2 separate regions of the Homo sapiens genome follow, and region 1 is linked to region 2. The links are chromatin loops, found by intact Hi-C in ENCODE. Cell type or tissue: lower leg skin. All regions are shown on one strand.

Region 1 (5,000 bases), 200 kb after region 2:
AGGCTGAGGTGGGTGGATCACAAGGTCAGGAGTTCAAGACTGAAGCCTGGCCAAGATGGTGAAACCCCGACTCTAGTAAAAATACAAAAATTAGCCAGGGGTGGTGGTGGGTGCCTGTAATCTCAGCTACTCGGGAGGCTGAGGCAGGAGACTCTCTTGAACCCAGGAGGTGGAGGTTGCAGTGAGTCGAGATCATGCCATTGCACCTAGCCTGAGCAACAAGAACAAGCTTCTGTCTCAAAAAAAAAAAAAAAAAAAAAGCACCTAAAATTAACCAAATCAGTCTGATGCCAAAGTCCATTTTGGCACTATTGGATGCCAAACAAAAAGTAATCACTCAAACATGTTAGGCTTTCCCTGCATAAAGGATGATTTAGAAGACAATTAAAATCCATACCAGCTATCTACTTGAACCTTATGAAGCCCATTCTTTGGGAATGTCTGGGATTTTATCTGTTTTTCCATCTGAAAGATGAGACTACAATGAACAATAGGAAGATGATTTTTCTTTAGTAAGAGCTGAGGATATTTTTATATCTATAAACTCTTGAATATTCTTGCTTCACAAAAGGACCAGCACAAGTTGCGCTAAAAAAAAAAAAAAAAAAAAAAAAAAAACTTAGCCAGGCACAGTGGCTCACGCCTATAATCCCAGCACTTTGGGAGGTCAAGGCAGGCAGATCACTAGGTCAGGAGTTCAAGACCAGCCTGGTCAACACGGTGAAACTCTGTCTCTACTAAAAACACAAAAATTAGCTGGGTTTGGTGGTGTGTGTCTATAATCCCAGCTACTCAGGAGGCTGAGGCAGGAGAATCGCTTGAACCAGGGAGGTGGAGGTTGCAGTGAGCCAAGATCACACCACTGCACTCCAGCCTGGATGACAAAGCGAGACTCCATCTCAAAAAAAAAAAAAAAAAAATCTTATCAATATAACAAAGCAAATATATGACTGCCTATCCAGAAGTACAAGTTACAATGGCAAGTCTGCACTTGAATAAATGGTGGCAATAAAAGGTGAAAAACAAACACTATAAAGTTTATTGATTTGCCTAGTTGGAAAGGAGAAGCTAATGGAACAGAAACTACTGATCATAGCACCATTATTCTCTAGAAATGTGAGCAATTTCAAAGACACTATTTTTATCTTGAAAAAGATTCTAATTTAATTGTCTTCCATACTATAAATACAATTATATATCTGTTGTTTGAGAATATTAGAAAAAAACCTTTAATTAAAACAATGCACATGATTGAGATAGAAATTCTAATAGAGGCACTTCTCTTTGAGCACGTGACTTAGGAACTTACTGACAGTTGTATCCTCCAGTGCCAGCCCCTGAGAAGCTCCGAGGAAGAGCAGTATTTAGTTTCTCGTAACTGTTTCCTAAGCGTAAATAGAAATGTCTAATTATGTTGCAGTCTCCTTCATCTACTCTCCTTGCCAATCTCTTTGGCACACAATCCCAGCCTCGATATTCTAACTAGTGTTCAGATTCCCAGGCTAGCTCACATGAGTAGCCAGATTCAAACTGTAGCAGAAATAAGATTCAAGAAAAAATAGTATAGGAAAAAGAATGGGAGACAGGACAATGTATGTTCTGGTTATCTACTGCTGTGTAATAAATCACACCTAAACATAATGCCTGAACAGCAATGGTTTGTTAGCCCATGCGTTTCTGTAGATTGACTGAGCTCAGCAGGGAGGTTATTGACTAAGGTCTCTCATGCAGTTGCAGTCAGGTAGAACTGAGGCTGAAATTATCTAGAAGTTAACTGGACTGGACATCCAGGACAGTTCCTTTACTCACCACATATGACATCTCACTTGGGATGGTTGGCAGAGCTGGTGGCTGATCAGGCATCTCTCTCTCTCCAAGAGTGCGCGCTCTCTCTCTCTCTCCCCCGCCAAGCTCTCTCTCTCTCTCTCCTTGGCTAAACTGGATTTCCTCACAGTGTGAGCCGTAGGACTTCTTACCTGTTGGCTGGCACTGCCCCCCCACCCCCCAATCCCCACCACCACCCCAGAGTGTGTGTTTTAAAAGGGCAAGGCAAAAGCTGCAAGGGTCCTTCTGATTTGGCTTGAAATCATACTGCACCACTTCTGCCACATGCTACTTGTTCCCATGGGACTGGGTCAGATTTAATATGAGAAGAAACTGCACAAGGGCATGAATTCCAGAAGGCATGGTCCAATATGGGGGTGGGAGCCAGTATCTTTGGAGACTAGCAACAGAAGGGGATAAGAAAAGGACCTTTTAGGGTTGTGATCAGTCTCAAAGGAGAAATTCAAATTTTTAGATACATTACTGGTTTAACAGGACTTAAAGCGGAACAGTACCAACTAGCTGGGATCCTATCTACCAGTTACAGTATTATTCCTAGGGGAAATTTCACTTTGAGTGAAATACATAGTGGTTTTAAAACAAAGTATTTTTAACACAACCAATTTATGAGTGTGGGATTGGGAATCTGCTGATCATAAACTTACTATCCACCAAACTAGGCATCTCTTGAAAGTAAAACCTTTCTGTTTCTCCAACATCCAGTTGTCTGTCATTCTGATTTATTTTACTTCAGAGTTATGAATGATCACTATGAATACAAAATACTTAAAAGAATATAAAAACAAAATTTTTGAACCATATGATTCTATATAACTTGAATCTCCCACTTATATCGTTGAAAGGCTTCTTAACAACATAGAAAATTCTATATTTCTATTGTCAATAATTATCAATACACACGTGGGGCTGGCATTAAATAATGACTACGGATTCCTTTCAAGGAAGTTTTTGTTTCTTTTGGAAAAGCACCTCTATATTTGTAGGTGCAACTTCGAAGTTCACAACTTCCAAGAGGAAATTTGGGATGTATTTCAAGTACCGTTTGATTTGATGTTGTCTAAAGTTATCTATGAAAAGCATTACAGATGGTTGGCACAAATCAAGGTAGATTGGGGTTTTCACACAGAAGGGAAACCAGTGAACCATAGCCTGGCATTTCTAGAAGTGCCGCTACCCCAGGAAACTCACATCTCTCCACCTCCATCGCTGTGCGGAGAAAACCCGCACCGAAGGCGGCTTCCTCTCTAAGGCGGCGACCAGGGGAGACAGCGCCCCCTGCTGACTAAAATCACGCAGGCCTCGTTGCCAAAGTGCAGCGGGCGCAGCGGGCGCAGCGGTCTCCCGGCTTCCCTCCCGGCGCCCGCAGCCTGCCTAAAGCCTTTCTGGAAACTCGTGTTTTCAGCCTCAGCCTGGCAGACTGCGGAGGGCGGGCCAGGAAGAGTCAAGGAGCCGGGGGTCTCAGACTTTGCTCACCCCTTGGAAATCACCTTCTCGACCCGCTAGCCTAGGCCGAGACACAGTCTGTATTCTGAAAGCCGCCAGTCCCACCAGGGGAGGAGAAACCCAAAACAGAAGGAGCAGGGCCCCACGGCTGGGCTCGTGACGAAGCATTTAATGACCTTTTTAAGGAAACGAGGGAGGAGGTGAGGAGGCCAACAGCCGCTTAGGAGAGCCCGAAACGAGCAGGCTGGAGGAGTTAGGTTGAAGAGAGGTGTCAAATTAATTTCCACCAATTGTGTGTGAAATCGTTGCCGAAGTCTACTTTGGGATACCCAGAGATAACTTCGTTACGGGCACCCTGCTGACTTAGGAAAATAAGCCTTACTACCCAGTCAGGCATTTAATGTGGATGTTAAATCATTTGTGATTACTAATGTCTGAGTACTTTGTCATTGCCAGGCCCTCATTTTCCATCAGAGCAGTCCTAATTGATTTAAATGGTCTGTTTCGCCTTGGTGCACGCATGATCACATCGTAAGTGGTCTTTAGGACTATTTTAATTGCCAAGGATGTTTTTCCTTAAGAAAATCTCTGCCCAGAGCAGAACAAATTATTATTGCAATCTACAAATACACAAACATTGTTTTTCTCCCCTCTCTGCATATTTTGTTACAGCAGCCTCTCTCTTGTGTTTTTTGGGGGGAGGGAGATTCCAGTCTTAATTTATGCAAAATTAATTGATATATCTTTTATAATTGATGTGCTGTAAAATTAATGAGTAATTTATGTAATTAGTCAATTAAGGATAATTCCAGCATATGTTCAATATGCCCAGAAGGTGTACTTTACAAGTAGTTATTTGTCCAGGAGTTTGATGCTGAGAAAACTACCTAATTAATTTTTTATGCATATCAGCTTAGTATCTATTTAACAGCTCCCTTTGTGATAGCAGATTTAATATTTATCTTTCTAACATGTCTGAGAGGATGTACAATGGATAGCCTCTTGGTGCCTCTAAGAAGGCCCTTCCAGTTGGATGCCTCCTCACTTTAATTATAAAAGATCTTTGCTCTGATGGATCAACAACATCCGCCCCGCCCCCCCAACTCCACCACCACCACCAGACACACACAGACATGGGCGGGCACCCACGTGCCCAAAGGTGCGGTATGTGATGTCAGGGACGTTATAAATCGCCATCATTAGAAAATGTTTATGTGGAACGAAGAGATCATCTGGACCCACCTCTTTAATATTCTTTACCCCCCTCTCCTTTCCCCGCCGATGACCCTTTAAATGTATCTTAGAGGACTTCAGGGGCTTTCGAAGCATAGTGAGCTAGATCTGTTGGCTAATTAATTGACACTGTTTTGAATATTCATATCTAATATAGCCAGTATGCTCTTAATTACATTGTTGGACTTCTCTCCAAGGAGGCTAAATCACCAAAGACTTAATTAATGTAATGTATTCCAGAACTGGCTGGCTGAAAAGGAAGACAGTTACTGTCAGGAGTTTAACCGCGACACCTGGTTGCTGATGTGCGGAGTCTTTGTTATTAGTCGTCGGAGGGAGCGCAAGAAAGTTATTTAATTTTTAATCGTTGGTTATTTATTTGGTGGTTATGGTTGTCAGTGGCCGCTACCTAAACAGACACGGCCCGTAGGAAAGCTTCTGGATGTTGGCCAAGAGGTGTGAGGCGCGGGTGGACTGTA
Region 2 (5,000 bases):
TCTTGTGGGACATCTGAGTCTCAGCCCCCAAAGTTCTCACTTCTGACATCTTCGAAGGTTTCTGTTCCCACATAAGAAGCCTGGGATGAAAGACCACATGGGGAGAGAGGCCCAGCTGCCCCCGCATTTGTTCCAGCCTTCCCAGCTGAGGCCCCCCACCGCATGCAAGTGAGGCCACCCTGCATCAGCCAGTCCTAGCCTGTCCTAGCCCGACTCCTACCACGAGTCAGCTCAGGCAAGACCAGCAGAATCATGAGAATACTACATTGTTTTAGTAAGTTGTGGTGTGGCTGCGCACGGTGGCTCACACTCGTAATCCCAGCAGTTTGAGAGGCTGAAGTGGGAGGATCACTTGAGGTCAGGAGTTCAACAGCAGCGTGGGCAACATAGGGAGACCTCATCCCTACAAATAATTTTTTTTTAATTAGCTGCTACTCAGAAGGTTGAGGTGGGAAGATCGTCTGAGCCTGGGAGGTCAAGGCTGCAGTGCGCCATGATAGTATCACTGCACTGGAGCCTGTGTGACAGCGAAAGACTCCGTCTCAAAACAAAATAAAAAATAAAACATAAAAATTCTGGTGTGCTATTGTACAGCAGTAGCTAAAGAAACACGGGCTTTCCTGTTTCTGACACCAGAACTACTAAATTGTGTCCACAGCTGGCTAATTTGTCCAGGCAGTTCCAGACTACTATGGACTAGGTAATCATCAATGGTAACAATTAATTGATTCTTCTGTGACCTAACATAGAATAATGAAGTAAGAACAGGACTTTTGAATCAGATGTCCCTGGACTGGAATGCCACTTTCTGGTTTCAGGTAGAGTATTTTCTCTCTCTGAGTCTTCATCACCTATAAAATAGATATAATCACCTATGTCATTAGAAGGGTGTCAGAATTTTAGAAGATAATTCATGTAAAGCACCTACCACTGTACTGGGAACATAGTAGGTACTCAATGAAGGGGAGCTCCCTTCCTCAGTATCTGTGTATATGCATGCATCCAAAAGTTGAAACCTGAATCAACTCTCTCTAAACCAGTGGTTCAAAGTGCGGTCTCTGAACCAGCGGCATCAGCATCACCAGAGAACTTACTAGAAATATAAATTCTCAGGCCCCAACCCAGACCTACTGAGTCAGAAACTGTAAGAGTGGGAGAGTGGGGCCTGGGAAATTTGTGTTCTACCAAGCCCTCCAGATGACTCCTATGCAAACTAGACTTTAAAAACCACTACTCTAGGCTAAGAGAAATCAGGATAAAAGCAAGTAACAATTTGGATGTTTCTTCAGTTTGCACTTGAAAAATGCTTTCGGATACACTGTTATGGTGTTACTGGACTCCGTGCAGAAAGACTCTAAGGTTTTCTGTCTGTAAACATTTTGGGGATAGGCAGTTTCAAATAATTGCTTTATTTAATTTAACACTTATGAGGGGCTTACCATGTGTCAGGCACCATTCTTTTTTTTTTTTTTTTTGAGACGGAGTTTCGCCCTGTCGCCCAGGCTGGAGTGCAGGGGTGCCATCTCTGCTCACTGCAAGCTCCGCCTCCCGGGTTCACGCCATTCTCCTGCCTCAGCCTCCTGAGTAGCTGGGACTACAGGTGCCCACCAACACGCCCGGCTAATTTTTTTTTTTTTTTTTGTATTTTTAGTAGAGACAGGGTTTCACCGTGTTAGCCAGGATGGTCTCAATCTCCTGACCTCGTGATCTGCCTGCCTTAGCCTCCCAAAGTGCTGGGATTACAGGCGTGAGCCACCGCACCCGGCCTCAGGCACCACTCTAAGCTTTTTGCAAATATTAACCCATTTAATCCTCAGGGTAATCCTTGGAAGTAGTTACTAGTATGATGCCATTTCAAAGACGGAACACACTGAGGTTAAGTAACTGGTGGAGGATCAGAAGCCGGTATGTGTCAGAGCGAAGACTCCAACCCAAGTAGATTCCATACCTTTAACCACTACCTCATACAATGTGTGTGTGTGTGTGTGTGTGTGTGTGTGTGCGCGCGCGCGTGTGTCTGTCTCTCTCTCTTAGACAGGGTCTTGCTTTGTTGCCCAGGGTGGAGTGCTGGAGTGCAATGGCATACCACAGCTCCTGCAGCCTTAAACTCCTGGGCTCAAGCCATCCTCCCACCTCAGCCAGCCTCCAAAGTAGCTAGCACCACCATGTCTGGCTAATTTAAAAAAAAAAAAAATTTCTTTTGGTAGAGATAAGAATCTCCCTATGTTCCCAGGATGGTCTCGAACTCCTGGTCTCAAGTGATCCTTCCACCTCGGACTCCCAAAGTTCTGGGATTATAGGCATGAGCCACAATGCCTGGCCTCGACCTCCCTGTACTATGATCTTTGCTTTCTGTCAAGGAAGGGTCAGCAATTTGCAACACTTCACAAATTCCCTGGTGGTCAGCAGCTACTCAGTATTTCACACCATGATATAATAAAGAGGTAATTATACAAATTATACACAATAATATCATATATGGGGAACTAGAATTTATCTTTTACTTGAAGATTCAAACAGCAGAGTGGTAAAAATGGATTAATGCTCTCTCTTGAGCATCCATTTCATGTTTAATCCTGAGAAACACCCAAGATAGACACAGGGAGAGAGGAGGGACCAGTGTGATGTTCATGGCATTTTCACAGACTGAGAAAACCCAGAGCTGGGACCAGGAAAGGGCCTTAGGAATTCTTGTTTTGCAGCTAGAGGGAGATTCCCTTTACAATTAGGGAGAATTAACTAAAGCTCTCGTCCCACTGGAAGCTGGGTAGCAGAACAAAATTATAAAACAATCGAGCACATACTGATGTCTGTCTGTCATTTTCTCCATTAGAAAGAACTTACAGGCCAGGTGTGGTGGCTCACGCCTGTAATCCCTTCACTTTGGGAGGCTGAGGCGGGTGGATCACCTGAGGTCAGGAGTTCGAGACCAGCCTGGCCAATATGGTGAAACCCCGTCTCTACTAAAAATACAAAAATGAGCTTGGTGTGGCGGCAGGTGCCTGTAATCCCAGCTACTCGGGAGGCTGAGGCAGGAGAATCACTTGAACCTGGGAGGCAGAGGTTGCAGTGAGCCGAGATCATGCCACTGCACTCCAGCCTGGGCAACAGAGTAAGCGAAACTCTGTGTCAAAAAACAAAAACAAAAACACCTTCCAGCTTTTTTGCTTTGCTTTGTTTTAAATTTCTAACTTGATGAAAGGTATGTGATGCTTGTGTTGTCTCTGTCACCAAACAAAAAGGACTGTTGACTTGGTTTCAAAGTTTCAAAAGTTAAGAGGCTCATTTTCTGTAACCTCATATTTCACATTGTATCACGTTAGGATATTGTGTGGGGATATCCCAACAAGTGCCTTTTGGGTTTGCACATGTCCTTCCCATCTCTTTTGCCCAATCTGAGTCCGGTTGTGCCTCTGGGGCTCCTCCCAATGGTTCAAGGGATTTTAAACTTGATCTACATTTGAAGCTCTCAGCCTATTTTCCAGATCCTCTGATACTCAAACATTATTCTTGCTCCCCTCTCATCACCCAGCCTTCTCCATCTCCTACACACTCTGAAATAATCTGTCAGAAGATCCTCATCCTGCCGTGCTGGCTTACTCTGGATCAAGAGACAAAGACTCCAGCTCTATCTCTGATGGACCGAGTAGGAAGAATCAGGCAAGTGCTTCACTAATTAACTGGATTACACGGTCCCCCCACCACCCATCAGCCAAAGGCAGGCATCCCAGTCTCTGTTGTCACCCTCACAGTCCTCAATGCACGCCTGCCACAGCCTGTCGTACATTGCTCATTATTCTCCCATTTGCATTCTTTCCTGTCTTTGTACAGCATGAGTCAACCCACCAGGTTTCCCAGAGCTTAATCCAGAAGGGACCCAAACACTAGGGGTAAGTCCATTTCACTGCTGCTTTTAACTCAACATCAATAACCATGCTCTCTCTCCTCCCTCCTAGTTCATATTCTTCTCTGTGCCTGGAATGTTTTTCCTTTGCCACCCACCTTCTACCACCCCCTCCTTCACAACAAACCTCATTTACGTGGCCAACTTCTGCATGTCCTTTACATTTAGTTTCAACATCATCTTCTCAAGGGAGCACTTTCTGATCTACCTCCCCTTCCCAAATTAGGCTATGTGCTTCTTTCGTATAGGTAGTGGCCCATTAGAGCCAATTATAATTGCCAATCATCCGTAAGCTTAGGGAAGACAGAAACCATTGCACTGCAATATTTAACCTCTATTTCAGGGACATAATAGCTACTCAATAATTTTTTTATTGAAGGGATTGGGAGGGGGAGCTGCATGATGAGAAATTACTTAATTGGTACAATGTATGTCATTTGGGTGATGAATTAAAAGCCCAGGGTTGGGCGCAGTGGCTCACGCCTGTAATCCTAGCACTTTCAGAGGCTGAGGTGGGTGGATCATGAGGTCAAGAAATCGAGACCATCCTGGCCAACATGGTGAAACCCCGTCTTTACTAAAAATTCAAAAATTAGCTGGACGTGGTCGCGCGCACCTATAGTCCCAGCTACTCTGGAGGCTAAGGCAGGAGAATCACTTGAACCAGGGAGGCAGAGGTTGCAGTGAGCTGAGATCGTGCCACTGCACTCCAGCCTGGTGACAGAGTGAGACTCCATCAAAACAAACAAACAAACAAAAAATCCTGATATGACCACTATGCAATCTATGAATGTAACAAAATTGCACTTGTAACCCATAAATTCATACATATAAAAAAGGATTTAAAAATAAAATAAATGTTTGATGACAAATGACCACGTTAATGGGTGATTAAGTGGATGGATAAAGTGAGTACATGCATTCAAGCCCTCCTTGTCAACCCTGGTGTCCCAAGGACACATCAACTGGTCAGATTGGCTGTAGACTGAGCTGGTGGTGTCAATGACTATAGTGTAGGTTGAGAGCTTCATTGTTTGGGCTTCACGGGCAGGAAGGTTCAACATGACTGTTTCCCTTTTGGTTTGGGATAAAAAGC

Evidence for each region. A loop is a pair of places that touch in the nucleus more often than their neighbours do. Peaks named below come from ENCODE experiments on the same cell type or tissue, not always from the same donor. Only the 100,000 strongest peaks of a DNase experiment are listed, where the experiment ranks them.
Region 1: a loop joins it to region 2, with 6 times the contacts of the local background. A loop is called at or near these places in 25 of 110 quality-filtered maps.

The regions. Positions count from the first base shown.
Region 1 is chr9:77,008,963-77,013,962 of GRCh38, forward strand. No RefSeq gene overlaps it. Among named protein-coding and RNA genes, the nearest start is that of FOXB2, 8.2 kb to the right of the region's middle. RefSeq lists enhancers at 2,744-3,244, 3,245-3,745. In lower leg skin, no CTCF peak of the experiment used is centred here; a DNase peak (open chromatin) is centred at 3,122.
Region 2 is chr9:76,805,051-76,810,050 of GRCh38, forward strand. All of the region lies in intron 6 of PRUNE2 (prune homolog 2 with BCH domain), which reads right to left. Among named protein-coding and RNA genes, the nearest start is that of PCA3, 43 kb to the left of the region's middle. In lower leg skin, no CTCF peak of the experiment used is centred here; no DNase peak of the experiment used is centred here.